Linked DNA regions of Homo sapiens: region 2 is linked to region 1. Evidence: chromatin loops called from intact Hi-C (ENCODE). Cell type or tissue: psoas muscle. All regions are shown on one strand. Links, peaks and the distances in the headings refer to the core of each region. The heading gives the core; the rest is flanking DNA.

Evidence for each region. Peaks named below come from ENCODE experiments on the same cell type or tissue, not always from the same donor. Only the 100,000 strongest peaks of a DNase experiment are listed, where the experiment ranks them.
Region 2: it touches region 1 in a loop (2.2-fold over the local background); 1 of 110 quality-filtered maps calls a loop at or near these places.

The regions. Positions count from the first base shown.
Region 1 is chr6:21,349,781-21,358,117 of GRCh38, reverse strand. No RefSeq gene overlaps it. Among named protein-coding and RNA genes, the nearest start is that of LINC00581, 160 kb to the left of the region's middle. In psoas muscle, for the core only: no CTCF peak of the experiment used is centred there; no DNase peak of the experiment used is centred there; H3K27ac peaks cover 3,656 bases.
Region 2 is chr6:21,430,979-21,439,315 of GRCh38, reverse strand. No RefSeq gene overlaps it. Among named protein-coding and RNA genes, the nearest start is that of LINC00581, 77 kb to the left of the region's middle. In psoas muscle, for the core only: no CTCF peak of the experiment used is centred there; no DNase peak of the experiment used is centred there; H3K27ac peaks cover 1,606 bases.

The DNA.
Region 1 (8,337 bases), core at 91-8,090:
ACGGGTGGATGGGCTCGCCTGCATTTGTCTCCTTGAGGAAGTCCCCGTGGCTACCTGAGAAAACAAGATATCGGGGACAATGTACTCTTTGAGCCATAGTGAAGAACTGGGGCCTGCCACTATGATATAAAGATATAGTACATGTCTGTCAGCAATGTCCTACCTGGCCTGAACGCCCCAGGCCCTGGCTGCCTGATACCTAAAAGATGGTCAGGGGCTGGAGCCCAGTGCAACAGTGGCAGGTGACTACATAGGGCCTTTGCTTCTGATGGCTGCCACTATGCCTTGACTGTGCAGACACCTGCACGGGGCAGCTGCAGGCATATCCCAGCAAGCATGCTACCCGGAAAAACCACCATGAAAGGACTAGAGCAGCTGTGTGCAGCCTACAGTGTCCCCACTAATATTGACAGTGATCAGGGCTTGTAATTACCAGACATACAGTGCAGCCTGCAGTGTCCCCACCAATATCGACAGCGATCAGGGCTTGTAATTATCAGACATACAGTACAGAAATGGGTGGAGGCCCTGGATAGCCACCGGCATTTCCACTTGCAGATAGCCCTACAGCAACACGGCTGATTGAACAGATGAATGGACTGTTGAAGTGACAACTCTGGCAGGAGGTGCACTTTCTGGTTCTGTGGACATGCTGCTTACCAGCAGCCATCCACACCCTGAATGAGCATGCGCGTTCTCGTCACTCCAGGCTGTACACTGTTCTGATGCAAGGACCTGATCCCCCCGTCAGGATCCAGGGAGGCAGGCTAAGGGACAGTACACTTTTGTCCCAACCTGGGATTCAAGGTAACCTGCTATTGCCCTTGCCACAGGACCTATGTACCAGCAAGCACATCATTACATGGCCCTGAAAATGGCAAACCAGTCCCTGATGGTTTGGTTTTTCTGCTCCATGGGGGAAGGGCCTGGAATAGGATATACAGGTCACACCCACTTTACACCCTACTCTTCCTCATACTTCTAAAATAATGAATCCTGGTCCTCCCTTTGTGCAAGGGGATGATCATCCTCTCATTACGGAACATTATGATACCCCCAGGTCTTACTCTGACCTCCCATAACATGTGGCAGAGCGGGGCAATCCATTTGGTATCGTAAACCAGGCACCTGGCCATGGTCAGGGGTGGCGCTCTCTCAGAATGACACAACTTCCTGTGTCTTGTTAAATGGCCATGACTTGCCCTTTCTTGTACCCACTAAACATCTCACCTTTTGCCCATAGATGGTGCACAGCAAACCTCTTTGCGGACTGGGTACAGATAGTGATCTCTCTCCAGAACAAAACAGACTGTTGGGTCTGCAGAAAGCTGCCCCTCTCTCCACCACCGCGGGCCTGCCACGATACATCCAAGCAGCTAACCTGAGTCCCTGGAGCCACTTCTGTACTTGGTATAATGACCATCACCCATTTCCCTTTAGCAACAACAGCACCTCACGCAGTGAGTTTCCCACCATCAACAAGACGAGATGACGTATTTTCTGCCTAGTATGGGAGCCAGTTAATGTTACCCCCGCTGGGGGGTACACTGTATACGATGGGCTGAGGTAGACAATGGTAGTGCAGATCCAGGAGTGGGTCACACACCCTTCTTTGTAAAATCACATGGCCCTGGACATCTTGCTTGCCAGGGCAGAACCTGTGCATTAATTAAAACTGAATATTGGGCCGGGTGTGGTGGCTGATGCCTGCAATCCTAGCACTTTGGGAGGCTGAGGTGGGCGGATCACTTGAGCTTAGGAGTTCATGACCAGCCTGGCAACATGGCAAAACCTCATCTCCACAAAAAATACAAAAAATTAGCTGGGCATGGTGGCATGTGCCTGTAGTCGCGGCTGCTGGGGGACTGAGGTGAGAGGATCGCTTGAGCTTGGGAGGTCAAAGCTGCATTGAGCCAAGATTGTGCCACTGCACTCCAACCTGGGCAAAAAACTGGGACCCTGTCTCAAAAACAAACATGAATGTTTTTTATATATATCCCTAATGACTCTCACAATGTAACCCATACTATACAGGTCCTAAATACTGATATTTCCACTATAGAATCCCTGTCATCCAATCCTATAACTATGTGGTTCAATCAACTCTCAAGTGCTTGGAAAAACTTTCTATATGGTATGATTGCTATTATATTCATTATTCTTTGTTGTTGTTATAGTTTGTATTGCTGCCGCAGTGTCTGGCTGCAATGATCCTCTGCATACCTGGCCCCAGGGAACTTGTGGAAGAATGGTGTGATAAGAATGTGAGGGCCACTCCGGGGTATGCTGGGATGTAGCATACCCTCAAGCGGCCTGACAGCAATAATGTAATTTAGGCATAACTTGAGAGTGACCCTGTGGTCTAAGAAGAATGTGTATTCAGAATTCTGAGCTAAGGAATCAATCTGGGAGTGGCCAACCCACAAATTTATTCCCTATCTATGAGGAACGTCTGAACCCCTTTCCCATCCTGTGGAATATGGGCCATACAGGGGATTGAGGCCCCTTTGTTTTGGGTTAAATGAAGGTTGCCAGGTGGAGGGTGCTAAGTGAAAATACTATACAAACTGCATGTTTTTTACAAGAGGCTGAGGCTCTCCTGTCCAGCCCACCGCCACTGGACAGCCCTCCATGTAAGTCCCCTCAATAAACCCCATGTCTCTTTTGCTGGCTCTGGGTCTCTTCCTCAGCTTCTTGAACATGATGCCATCCCTACTGAAGTCAGCGGGGGTCTAGCACAGAACCCCATTATCCCCCCAGTTTCCATGGATCCAACATAAAGATGGTCTTCAGATCTGTTCCATATCTTTCTCTCTACCACAAGAGGAAGTTAATATATATGTTTCTCCCAAAAGTGTCTTTGAGCACCCAAAAGTACTAGAGTCTTGCCTTCTTCCTTGTGTGATTATGAATATGTTGAAAAGTAGTGTGTGGAGAAGTCAGTCGCCAAGAGAAAACAGGATTTTCTGGCCAAGTTCAAAGTCCCGAGCAGATCCCATGACTTCCTCCCTGCAGGGCTCCATCTATTTTCTCACAGTAAACACAGTCAGTCCCCAGGTGATCTCTCTGTTTCTGTCATAATCTCCTAGGATGAATACATTGTACTTTCCCACATGACTGGAGCGATCCTGCTTGTCACTGTTCCACTTTCTGGGCCTCACTTTGGATTAAACTGGTCTGGTAGTTGAAGCTCTGTGATAACCAAATTCTATTACTAAACCTGTTTAAGAAACCCCCATCTATTTTTAGTGTTGATGTCAGCCATTTCTAGGTCAGAGGTATAATGTGTCTAGCAGAGGGATCCTCCTGGTTGTAACAATATTTCTAAAATTGACCATTGCAGTTAAGAAAGCCAGCATGAATAGAATTATTTTCCCTCCGGCAGTCATATTCTCTTTCATGCTCTCTTTTGCCTTCACTCTTATAAACCCTCAGGGGTCGTCCCTGTTATACCCAGAGACACCCAGAAGACAAAACTTAGCCCCTTCTCCAATTCCTTTAATAAATCTACTTGAGGCAGACATCTGACCATTTTTTTTTTCTTTACAGATTTTACTGGAGATTTGTGGTTTTGCAGGGAGGATCACATGGCACATGGCAGATCACACAGCCTTCAACTATATTCCTTTCTCCTTTTTATCCCCACCCGTATGTACCACATTGAAAATAATGAATTAAATCTTCAGAAAATAATGATCTCAAAGGAACCATCACGAAAATGCATCATTTCTCTCATGTCACTTTTAACTGGAAACCTTCACAAATCAATGGTTCCCATGCTTAATGAAAACAAAGACTTTCAGGCCGGGTGCGGTGGCTCATGCCTGTAATCCCAGCATTTTGAAAGGCCAAGGTGGGCGGATCACCTGAGGTCAGGAGTTCAAGAACAGCGTGGCCAACATGGCAAAAGCCTGTCTCTACTAAAAATACAAAAAAAAAAAAAAAAAAAAAAAAAAAAAAAAAAAAAATTAGCCAGGTGTGGTGGCGGGCACCTGTAATCCCAGCTATTTGGGAGGCTGAGGCAGGAGAATCACTTGAACCCGGGAGGTTGAGGTTGCAGTGAGCCAAGATTGTGCCACTGCACTCCAGCCCAGGTGACAGAGCAAGACTCTGTCAAAAAAAAAAAAAAAAAAAAGAGAGAGAAAAGAAAAGAAAAAAACCCCTTTCAGATGAGTTTCTCTCTTTATTTTTTCTTTCTGATCTTTAAAAAAAACTCCACTCTTTAATGACTCAATGTCCAGAGCAGACCCAAACACACACTCAGGCTCTGCTTGCATGGTATGGGCCCAAAGTGCCACAGCTCTGGCAGTTGACTCTTCTCACCCTGGGAATGGTTTCTCCAAAAAATAAAAACGATTGTGTTTTTTTAAATAGACTTTATGGCTAAGTGCTGTGACTCACGCCTGTAATCCCAACACTTTGGGAGGCCGAGATGGGCAGATCACGAGGTCAGGAGATCGAGACCATCCTGGCTAACACAGTGAAACCCGGTCTCTACTAAAAATACAAAAAATTAGCCAGGCATGGTGGTGGGCGCCTGTAGTCCCAGCTACTTGGGAGGCTGAGACAGACTTGAACCCAGGAGGCGGAAGTTGCAGTGAGCCGAGATCACACCACTGCATTCCAGCCTGAGTGACAGAGCGAGACTCCATCTAAAAAAAAAAAAATAGACTTTATGTTTTAGAGCAGTTTAAAGTTCAAAGTTAAAATTGAGCGGAAGGTACAGAGACTTCCCATAGACCCTCTGTGCCTACCCCCATTCATGCACAGACTCTGTCATTATCAACATCCCACTAAACTGGTACATTCATTGCAATTGATGAGCCTACACTGACACATCATCATCACCGAAAGTCCATGGTTTACATGAGAATTCTCTCTTGGTGAATGGAAGCATTTTTAGCAAAGTGTTCTGTGACATCTGTGATGTGGGCTCTGCCATAGCTTATGAATTGATGCTCGCCTTCCTTCCCCCATCAGAAGACATACAACACGAAGGTAAAGGCCTCAATTACAAATTCGTTGTAATTCTGACAGCCTTCAATATTCTGCATAGCCACTGTGATGCATTTATCCCGAAGTTCTGGAATATACAAAATCCTCTGCTGACTTGACTTCATTATTTTTTTTAATTTATTTATTTTGAGATGGAGTCTCGCTCTGTTGCCAGGCTGGAGTGCAGTGGCACAATCTTGGCTCACTGCAACCTTCGCCTCCCAGGTTCAAGCGATTCTCCTGCCTCAGCCTCCCAAGTAGCTGGGACTACAGGCACATGTCACCATGCCTGGCTAATTTTTGTATTTTTAGTAGAGACGGGGTTTCACCATGTTGGCCAGGATGGTCTCGATCTCTTGACCTTGTGATCCACTAGCCTCAGCCTCCCAAAGTGCTGAAATTACAGGCGTGAGCCACCGTGCCTGGCCGACATGACTTTAAATAAATCATTAGGGGCTGTTTTCTTGACATTATGTGGGTGAACTTTCAGGAGAGGGATTGTCTTGCCCTACAAGGCTAGCCAGTGGGAAACACTGATATTACTTAAGCAATACCAGATGCAGGCCGTTCAACTCAAACTGCATTGTGATAGCATCGAAATGCAGGGTAACAAGTTACAAGTGCTGTTCACAAAAAAAGAGAGTCTTGTCCCTGCTTCTTTCATTACATCTGGATCCTCAATTTATTTCTAAAATAGTCTTAGTTCCAAAGCAAACACACTCCAGTTAATGTGCCCTGAGATGTGTTTCTTAACCAACCAGTCCTTGACAGCTGAGCTCTGTGGACACTTGAAGACAACAGCTATTGTTGAGTTTCTCACTGTGCAGTTGGAAGAGCCCTTTGTGTTTAAATGACTCCAAAGACTGAACTCACTTTAGTTGACTTTCTCAGGAAGCTCATGGGTAGTAAACTGTGAGAATTTGGGGAACAGTTCAGCTTATTACTTCATAACCCCTGACACTCTTGCTAACACGCTGAAGACAGAAAATATAGCTTCTGGGGACATCGAAATCCAAGACAAGAAGGAGGCAACTGGCACTTGTTGTAAGTTTGTGGAAAAGCAGGTTTTCTTTTTGGAATCATGGCTAACTTAAGTGATCAAAAGACTGAAAATTATTCTTTCCACTTGGCTTTCCACAATGAATAAAACTCATTTCAACACAATTAAGGAGAGTGCTTCCTTAGTTTTGCTTTCTTAAAAATAAAGCTTGGTCACACAACTTAACTTTGTAAAATGCGATTTTAAAAATTATTATCTTTGGCTGGTAGAACTAAGGGTGATATATTTCGGCATTTTCACTTCTTTCTAATATCTAAGTAGTCTGTAATAGGTGTGTGGTGCTTTTATCTTTTTTTTTTTTTTTTTTTTTTTGAGATAGTGTCTCACTCAGTTGCCCAGCCTGGAGTGCAAAGATGGAATCTTGGCTCACTGCAACCTCTGCCTCCCCGGTTCAAGAGATTCTCCCACCTCAGCCTCCCTAGTAGCTAGTACTACAGGCGTACACCACCATGCCTGGCTGATTTTCGTATTTTTTGGTAGAGACAGGGTTTCACCTTGTTGGTCGGGCTGGCCTCAAACTCCTGGCCTCAGGTGATCTGTCCACCTCAGCCTCCCAAAGTGCTGGGATTACAGGCATGAGCCACCGCGCCCGGCCTCCTTTTATCATTTTTAAATCTTGTTTGCAAATATTAATACATATATATTGAAAAACCCTAGGGTTCTTATAAGACAAATTGAAAACTGTTTTTAACCTCCTTATGGACTAAAGGTAGGGACAAGCAGGTTGATTTATTTTAATGATGCTACAAACTGTCCTAAAACAATTTGTCCACTCACAATTAGTCTCCAGAGGCTTGAGGCAGCAGTGCACAGATAAATGTTTAATGACCAGTTTCCCAGGGGGAAAAAAAAGAAAAAGCCCTGATTTGTAGCATTTGTCTATTTCAAGCTAACTCATGATGTCACTGAGCACAGAGTTGAGAAGAAATGTGCATAATCACCTCTTACTCACACATACACACGTATGTGCATGCGTACACATGGGCACACACACTCGTCACTAGGGATATGTTACAATGAAAGCAAATCGTGGACTGATTCTGCAAATATTTATTAGTAAACAGGCACACGCACAGTCACATCAGGTTGTCTGGAAGGTGAATAAAGTCCTAGGTCTCTGCCCTTTTAAGCAGCCCAACAAGAGATTTCTGGAAAAGACTCACTTAAGGCATATATTCCCAAATCCTAGCAGCAGGATTCAGTTTACTTTCCTGTGGGTTTCAGGTAACAGAATCAGGGCCAAACCAAATGAGATTCTGAAGAGTGTAAGCTACTAGGATCACTGCATTCCTACAGCCTGCTTGTGCTAGGGCAGAGGTGCCTGTAGACTACTGCTAGCCAGCCCAAACATCTTGAACACCATTCATCTCAACAAAAAAAGTATTTTTTAACACCTTTTATGCTAAAGCACAAAGCCTGTACTGCTGATAGAGACAGCCAGGAGACGATGCCTTGAAGGAGCTCCCTCTGGACTGTGGACCAAAGGACTGTGAATGCAAACCAACCATCTAGGGTTGGAGTAGAGGGTGTTTCTGATCAGGTCACATAATAACCACTTCACAGGAGAGATTAAAACTAACATTTGTGTACCTCACAGTCTGTCCCTGGTGAGCACGTAAGGCCCTAGAACTAAGCCAAGGTGGTTTTATCCTCATCACGCACACTTGCCAGGATCTGCCCTCTGGGGCAGCACCCCTCCTGTCCCCTTTGGGGCCTGTCTCTGTATGGAAAGGAAGATCCAGGAGCCAGAAGGCCCTCAAGTCCACAGATTGGGCCAGCCGCCACACTTACCTAGTCTGGTCTCTGGATTTGCCCATACGACAAGTCTCTGTTCTGAGTCTTTGTCAATGGACTTAGGTAAGTGGCTAAGGATTTGAAAGCATAGAAGGCACATGGGAGGGCTTTTTTGGGAGAAGAAAACGTGGTAGATGATAGAAAATAGCTGAGTTGGCTGGGCACAGTCGTTCACACCTATAATCCCAGTGCTTTGGGAGGCCAAGCCTGGGGGACTGTTTAAGGCCAGGAGTTCAAGACCAGCCTGGGCAACATAGCAAGATCCCCATCTCTAACAAAAAATTTGTTTTTAAATAACTGGGCATGGTGGTGCATACCTGTAGCCCTAGCTACTTAAGAGGCTGAGGCAGGAGGATCCCTTGAGCTCAGGAAGTTGAGGCTGCAATACGCTATGATTGCACCACTGCACTCCAGTCTAGGTGGCAGAGCAAGACCCTGTCTCTAAAAGAAAGAAAGGAAGAAACTAGCTGAACGGCCCACAGAACACC
Region 2 (8,337 bases), core at 162-8,161, 81 kb before region 1:
TGTTCTTTTAAACTCACAATCTCTAAAATTGAGGCACAAATAAGGCTCCACTTGGAAGTGAAAATAAATTGGTTAGTGATTGGTGAAAGAAAATTATCTTGTTATAGAAACCACTTAAGGAAGACCAGGATTGGTCTGCAAATAGTGTGCTACATCATTCAACCACAGGAAGAGAAAAAGGAAACCACATCACTTTACATAACGTTAGTACCTCATATAACCTTCCAGGCCCTCCTCCTCTAGCCAGATTCATCATCTGCCTTTAAAGGATAATAATTTTCTGGAGTAAGACATATCTAGGAAAAGTATACTTTGGATAAAAATAAACGTAACTAATTTATATTCTATGTGCTATATAGCTATGTTTTAGAGCAGAGGGAATACTGGATTGAGTTGGAAGAGTTCACAAGTATTCCAGCTCTCTTTCTGGATAACATTGCCTTCTTTCACCTTTTTAAATTTAGACATGACCACATGAATGGCTTTGACTAATGAAATATGAGCAGAAGTGAGACACATCGCTTTGAGTCAGCTTTGAGAGGAACTGATCATGGCAATATGCACCACTCTAGAACTTTGAGGTACTTAGATCATCAGAGGCCCTCTGCAGACCCACTTTGCATATGCGGTGGGAAACGTTAAGTCACAGAGGTTTGGGGTTTTTCTTTATTGTGGCATATCCTAGCCTGTCCTGAGTAATCCAACACATCCCTTGATATCTAGTATCTTATTTTTGCCTCCTGTGCCTTTTCCCAAATACTACATACTTCCTGTCAACCTAACATGGGAGACAGAATTTAATAAACACACTTGAAAGTGATCATTTCAAAGAGAAAATACATTTAAAGCACAGAGAGCAGCATCAAGAAAAGAGTGATCGTATGTCAGCAGCCGTTTTGGTGGCCATTGCGGGTGTATGGTTTCTGTTTTGCTTTCACAGAGCCTTTCACCATGTTGAATATGACCATCTGCTCCACTTTTTTTTTTGAGACAGAGTCTCACTTTGTCACCAGGCTGGAGTGCAGTGGCGCGATCTTGTCTCACTGCAACCTCTGCCTCCCGGGTTCAAGCGATTCTCCTGCCTCAGCCTCCTGAGTAGCTGGGATTACAGGCGCACCACCACGCCCAGCTAATTTTTATATTTTTTGTAGAGATGGGGTTTCAGCATGTGGGCCAGGGTGGTCTCGATCTCTTGACCTTGTGATCCGCCTGCCTCGGCCTCCCAAAGTGCTGGGATTACAGGCATGAGCCACTGCACCCGGCCTCTGCTCCACTTTTTATCCATGCCAGTTCAAAACTGTAACCGCAGAATAATTTTTAATGAGCAATTTTTCCATGCCCTGGCTTTGGTTGCAGGCAGTTCTCCATTATGTTTGATGTTTGTGGTCCTTATTGGACTGTATTAGAATGGAGACTAACAACTCGGAGAACACCTGCAGTGTCTGAGACTCTGGATCCAACTTTTCCATGCACTTTTTTTTTCAGTTTGTGTGCTAACCACAAGCATGCAGGCATGAAGGATGAATACTAATCAAAAGGGAAAACTGAGTTGGTTATGGCAATGTCTCAGCTGGAAATTCCTCTTGCCACCAGGGCATGTGTCGAACACATGACTATTGCTGGTGGTGGCAGATGCTGTGCACCAGCTGCCTACCAGTCACTTGAAAGTTCATTTATTTATTTTTTTGGTTTCCACTTAATTTGCTATTTTATCAAAATGAAATGTGTACATAATTTTTAAAAATCAAACAATTCTACAAGCCCTATAATGAAAAATTACAGCCCACCGCTGCAATCCCTCCTGACCCTTCGTTTCTACTCCTTGGATTATCCACTTAAAAATCTCATCACTGTTTTTGTTTCCATGTGTCTAACTAACATGCGACTACTGTGTGGCATCATTTTTTAGATATAAATAGATACATTAGGCCGGGCGTGGTGGCTCACGACTGTAATTCCACCACTTTGGGAGGCCAAGGCGGGTGGATCACCTGATGTCAGGAGTTTGAGACCAGCCTGACCAACATGGTGAAACTCTGTCTCTACTAAAAATACACAAATTAGCCGTGTGCCTGTAATCCTAGCTACTCGGGAGGCTGAGGCAGGAGAATTGCTTGAACCCGGGAGGCGGAGGTTGCAGTGAGCTAAGATGGCGCCATTGCATTCAGCCTGGGCAACAGAATGACACTCTGTCTCAAAAAAAAAAAAAAAAAGTATTGATTTTCCATTGCAAAACACAAAAACTTGGCTTTATTGCATTATCACCTTTTCTACACACACACACACATATGCACACAGCATCAATTAGTTTTTGCTGTGTAACAAACCACCCCAAAATTTACTGGCTGAAAGCAACCATTTATTTACTCAAAACTCTGTGGATCAGCAATTTTAACTTGGCTGAGCTGGCCCATCCTTCTAGTCTTGGCTAAGCTCATTTGTGCAGCTGTGGTCCCTTACTGGGTTGGCTGGGGCTGGCTGACTTAAGTGGCCTCAGCTGGGATGGCTCTCCCACACTCCTCGTGCTCTTTTATCCTCTTGCAGGCCAGGCCAGCTTGTTCACATAGAGGATGGTGGGTCTGCAACAGTCTGAGAGGAAGTATGGAAAGCTGCTTGAAGGCCAAGCTCCAAACTGGCTTCCTGGTACATCCACTACATTCACTCCCAAGGCCAGTCCCATTTGACAGGAGGAGAAACAGACTCTGCCTCTTGGGAGGAGATTCTATAAAGTCACACTGCAAACAATACAGGGAGAAGAGAAGAATTGTGGCCATTTTTGCAAACTACCACATCACACAAATAATAGATACACTCATCTGCATATCCCATAACCGCCATTCTCTTTATATAGCTACAAAATCAGATATCACCGATTTGAGTTAAATCAATATTTCCTACTTACCCTATTAAAAGGATAGGGCTTTATTTATAACTAAGCCTCATAAGTGAACTAGGATTTTTTTTTCTTATATAGGGATTTCTGCTGCGATCCTCAGAGCAAATAGTTGTCTTGTTTCGAGTTGTTTGCTTAGTTTTTGTTATGTATTTACCACTAATTCAGCTCCACACTCTGCAGTAAGTATTCATTTGCTAAGAACAAGGACAACAAATGAATTATCAGTTTCTTTGCACCATCACCCCCCTGGATACAGAAGTGCATTCTGGGGCCCTCTGTCCCTAATCCAGACAGGGTGTTCTTCGGGCCTGCTACATAGTAATCACTCTGAGAATGCCCTGTTTCTTGGCTCATAGCAACTTCTTTCTGAATTTTCTCATCTTGGAGGAGCGAATCTTCTAGCATTAATAGATTCCTGGGAAAGATGCATAGGCGGCAATTTTTTGAGACCTTGAGTGTCTGAAAATGCTTATCTCACTTGCAGACTTGTTTGACAGCCTGCGTGGGGGTTCCACGGTGGAAATTACTTTCTTCAAAGTTCTTAAGGCATTGCTCTTCTGCCTTCCAATATTCTTTTTGAGACCTCTGAGGGCTGATCCTTCATCTCTTTATTATTGGACTTCTGAAAAAAGACGCTGAAACCCCGTCTCTACTAAAAATACAAAAAAATTAGCCAGGCGTGGTGGCGGGCGCCTGTAGTCCCAGCTACTCGGGAGGCTGAGGCAGGAGAATGGCGGGAACGCGGGAGGCGGAGCTTGCAGTGAGCCGAGATCGCGCCACTGCACTCCATCCCGGGAGACAGAGCGAGACTCCGTCTCACAAAAAAACAAAAAAACAAAAAAAGACGCTGGCTGGTGTGTCTCAATAGGGGTTTTGTATTCATTCACATTGTAGGGACATTGACTCAATCTGATAATTTTTCTACTTTATTCCGGGACTCCTTTTTTCTGTTTTCTTTAGATAGAGTCTCACTCTGTCGACCAGGCTGGAGTGCAGTGGTGCGATCTCAGCTCACTGCAACCTCCATCTCCTGGGCTCAAGCGATTCTTCTGCTTCAGCTTCCTGAGTAGTTGGGATTACAGGCACCTGCCACCACGCCTGGCTAATTTTTGTATTATTAGTAGAGACGGGGTTTCACCATGTTGGCCAGGCTGGTCTCAAAACTCCTGACCTCAAGTGATCTGCCCACCTCAACTTCCCAAAATACTAGGATTACAGGTGTGAGCCACTGGGCCTGACTTTGTATTTTTGGTAGAGACAGGGTTTCACTATGTTAGACAGGCTGGTCTCAAAATGGGACTTCTATTAAATATCCTTTATGAATACCCTAATTTTATTATCTTTTTTTTCATATTCTAAAACTATTTATTTTGTTTTGTTTTGCTTTGGGGGAATTTTTAAAACTTTTTCTTCTGCCTCTCTATTTAATATTTATTTATTCTATTATATTTTTAAATTATAAAAGCTCTCTTTTTTTGAGACAGGGTCTCACTCTATCACCTAGGCTGGAGTGCAGTGGTGCAATCATGACTCACTGCAGCCTCGATCTTCCTGGGCTCAGGCGATTCTCCTGCCTCAGCCTCCAGAGTAGCTGGGACTACAACCTCACCTGGCTGACATTTTTGGTATTTTTTGTAGAGGCAGGAGTCTCGCTATATTGCCCAGGCTGGTCTCGAACTCCTGGACTTGAGCAATCTGCCCGCCTCAGCTTCCCAAAGTGCTGGGATTGTAGGTGTGAGCCACCACGCCTGGCCAAGAGCTCTTTAAGTCTTCTGAATATTTCTTTTTAAGAGCAATCTGTTCTTGCTTAACAGATGCAATACCTTTTATCTCTGTAAAGGGTTTTGTTTTTTTTTTTTAGTTTGTTTGGGGTTTTGTGTTTGTTTATGCTTCTTGTTTTTTTGTTTTTTTTGAGGTGGGGTCTCACTCTGTTGCCCAGGCTGGAGTGCAGTGGCGCCATCTCTGCTCACTGTAACGTCCCCTCCCATGTTCAAGCGATTCTCCTGCCTCAGCCTACCAAGTAGCTGGGATTACAGGCGTGTACCACCACACCCGGCTAATTTTTGTATTTTTAGTAGAGACAGGGTTTCACCATGTCGGCCAGGCTGGTCTCGAACTCCTGACCTCAAGTGATCCACCTGCCTCAGCCTCCAAAGTGCTGGCATTACAGGCGTGAGCCACCGCACATGGCCTCCCTGAGGGGTTTTTGTGGGTTGTTGTTGTTGTTTTTTACATTTTTTTCCCTGCTCCCTGTATGGTTTCTTCTCTCTGATATGGTTATTGATTTTGGATTTTACCTTTTGTATTAGAGATTTCCCTCAAATATCTGTTGCTCCTTGGCTGTCCATTTTGAATGCCTGTCCCAAAAAGCTATGGTAGTCCAGAGTATAAAAGTGGGATTTGCAAGTGCTGAGATTCGTTGCAGGGTGATTGAGTATTTTGTCGGGTCCCTCCCAGTGTCTGCATTAATTTTCCTTTGCAGCAGTAACAAATCACCACAAACCTGGTGGCTTAAAACACAAGCTTATTATCCAACTGTCGTGGAGATCAGAAGTCTGATATAGACTTGCTGGGCTAAAATTAGGATGTTGACTGGGCTGCATTCCTTTCTGGAGCCTCCAGGGAATAATCCATTTTCTTTCTTCTTCCAGCCTGAAGAAGCCACCTATACTCCTTGACTTGACTTTTTTTTTTTTTTTTTTTTGAGACAGAGTTTCACTCTTGTTGCCCAGGCTGGAGTGCAGTGGCGCAATCTCGGCTCACCGCAACCTCCACCTCCCGGGTTCAAGCAATTCTCCTGCCTCAGTCTCCCGAGTAGCTGGCATTACAGGCACATGCCATCAGGCCCGGCTAATTTTTGTATTTTTAATAAAGAAAGGGTTTCATCATGTTGGCCAGGCTGGTCTCAAACTCCTGACCTCAAGTGATCCGCACACTTTGGCCTCCCAAAGTGCTGGGATTACAAGGATGAGCCACCATGCCCAGCCTATTCCTTGACTTTTGACCATCTACCTTCATCTTCAAAGCCAGCAACAAAAGGCCAAGACTTTCTCACATCACATGACACTGCCTGTCTCTCCTGCTTCTCTCTTCCATTTTTTTTTATTTTGAGACGGAGTCTCGCACTGTCACCCAGGCTAGAGTGCAACGGCGTGATCTCGGCTCACTGCAAGCTTTGCCTCCCAGGTTCAAGTGATTCTTCTGCTTCAGCCTCCTGAGTAGCTGGGATTACAGGCGCCCGCCACCATGCCTGGCTAATTTTTTGTATTTTTAGTAGAGACAGGGTTTCACCATGTTGGCCAGGCTGGTCTCGAACTCCTGACCTCGTCATCTGCCTGCCTCGGCCTCCCAAAGTGCTAGGATTACAGGTGTCAGCCACTGCACCAGGCCTCTGTCTTCCATTTTTAAGAAACTTTGTGGGCCGGGCATGGCGACTCATGCCTGTAATTCCAGCACTTTGGGAGCCTGAAGCGGGTGGATCACCTGAGGTCAGGAGTTTGAGACCTGCCTGGCCAACATGATGAAACCGCATCTCTACTAAAAGTACAAAAATTAGCCAGGCATGGTGGTGGGCGCCTGTAATCCCAGGTACTTGGGAGGCTGAGGCAGGAGAAACGCTTGAACCCAGGAGGCAGAGGTTGCAGTGAGCCGAGATCATACCATTACACTCCAGCTTGGGCGACAAGAGCAAGACTCCGTCTCAAAAAAAAAAAAAAAAAAGAAAAAGAAGCTTTGTGATTACACTGAGCCTCTCAGATAACCTAAAATACTCTCCCTATGTCAAGAGCAGCTAGTTAACAACTTTAATCCATCTGCCACCTTAATTCCCCTTTGCATCTAAGCTAACATACTCACTGGTTTCAGAGATTAGAACATGAACATTATTGTTTACCACGGTATCTACAGATACTTTCTCTTCAGCTGATCAGTTTACTCAAAGAAGAATTCCCTCTTCCCCTCTTCCCCTGCCAATTCCTCTGCAAGCCTGGCTGCCAGCATCCTAGGGACAAGAGGAAGTTGGTGCTGGTGATGCCACTATTTGGTTTGGAGGTGCCCCCCCCCCCAGTCTCTCTAGTTTCCAGTTGACACCAGTGCCCTCAGCTGCGCCCAGTATTCCCCAGTCCAGAACGTTCTCAATCAACCTCTTTTGAGAATAAACCTCCAGTCCCGTGGTAACTGCAGAAGGGGGGATAGTAGCTGGCAATGCAGGATACCATAGAGAATATAAAGGTCAATAGACTCTTAACCTCCCCTCCCCTCCCCTCCCTTCGTCTCCCCTCCTCTTTTCTTCTTTTGAGGTGGAGTCTCACTCTGTCACCCAGGCTGAAGTGCAGTGGTGCTATCTCGGCTCATTGCAACCTCTACCTCCTAGGTTTAAGTGATTCTCCTGCCTCAGCCTCCCAAGTAACTGGGATTACGGGTGCCCGCCACCAAGCCCAGTTAATTTTTGTACTTTTAGTAGAGACGGGGTTTCACCAGAAGAAGAACTCCTAACTTCAAGTGGTCTGGCTGCCTTGGCCTCCCAAAGTGCTGGGATTATAGGCATTTTAAGCCACCACGCCCAGCCTACTCTTCCTATTTTCAATCTTGCCCACACTGGTTCGGAGGCAGCTGGTGCCTCTATTGCTGACACTCTCCAGGGTTCTATGGCTCCGTTCAAGCTGATGTTTGGCTTTACTTCTCCTGTCTAGCAAGTCAGTTATTGCCCGTCCTGCTGCAAGGTAGCTTTTGAAATACTGGTATTTCCTCTTTTTTTCCTAGAGTCCCAGTTGAGTGTATTTTGTGTTAGAGTTAGCCTAACTCTAATTGTGTTAGGCTGTTCTTGCATTGGTATAAAGATATACCTGAGACTGGGTAATTTATAAAGAAAAGAGGTTTGATTGGCTCATGGTTCTGCAGGTTTTATAGGAAGTATGGTGCTGGCATCTACTCGGCTTCTGGGAAGGCCTCAGGAAACTTACAATCCTGATGGAAAGCAAAGGGGAGCTGTATATCGCACCGGAAGAGCAGGAGCAACAAAGAGAGTAGGGGGAGGTGCCACACACTTATAAACCACCAGATCTCACAAGAACTCACTCAGTATTGTAAGGACAGCACCCAGCCATGAGGGATCCACCCCCATGACCCAACTGGATCATGTTAATTTTTGTATTTTTAGTAGAGACGGGGTTTCACCATGTTGGCCAACCTGGTCTCGAACTCCTAACTTCAAGTGATCTGCCTGCCTCACCTCCAGAATTGGGGATTGCATTTTAACATGAGATTCGGGGGGACAAATATCCAAACTATACCACTGACTGTCATCTTAGGGGGACTTTGAGAAGGATTGGAAATATACATATAGATATAGATACAGATATTTTTAATTTGCCATGTTTAGCTAGAAGTCCCTATGGTTTGTTTCTTAGGAGTGCTGTGTAACTGTGGAACCAATTAGGTTC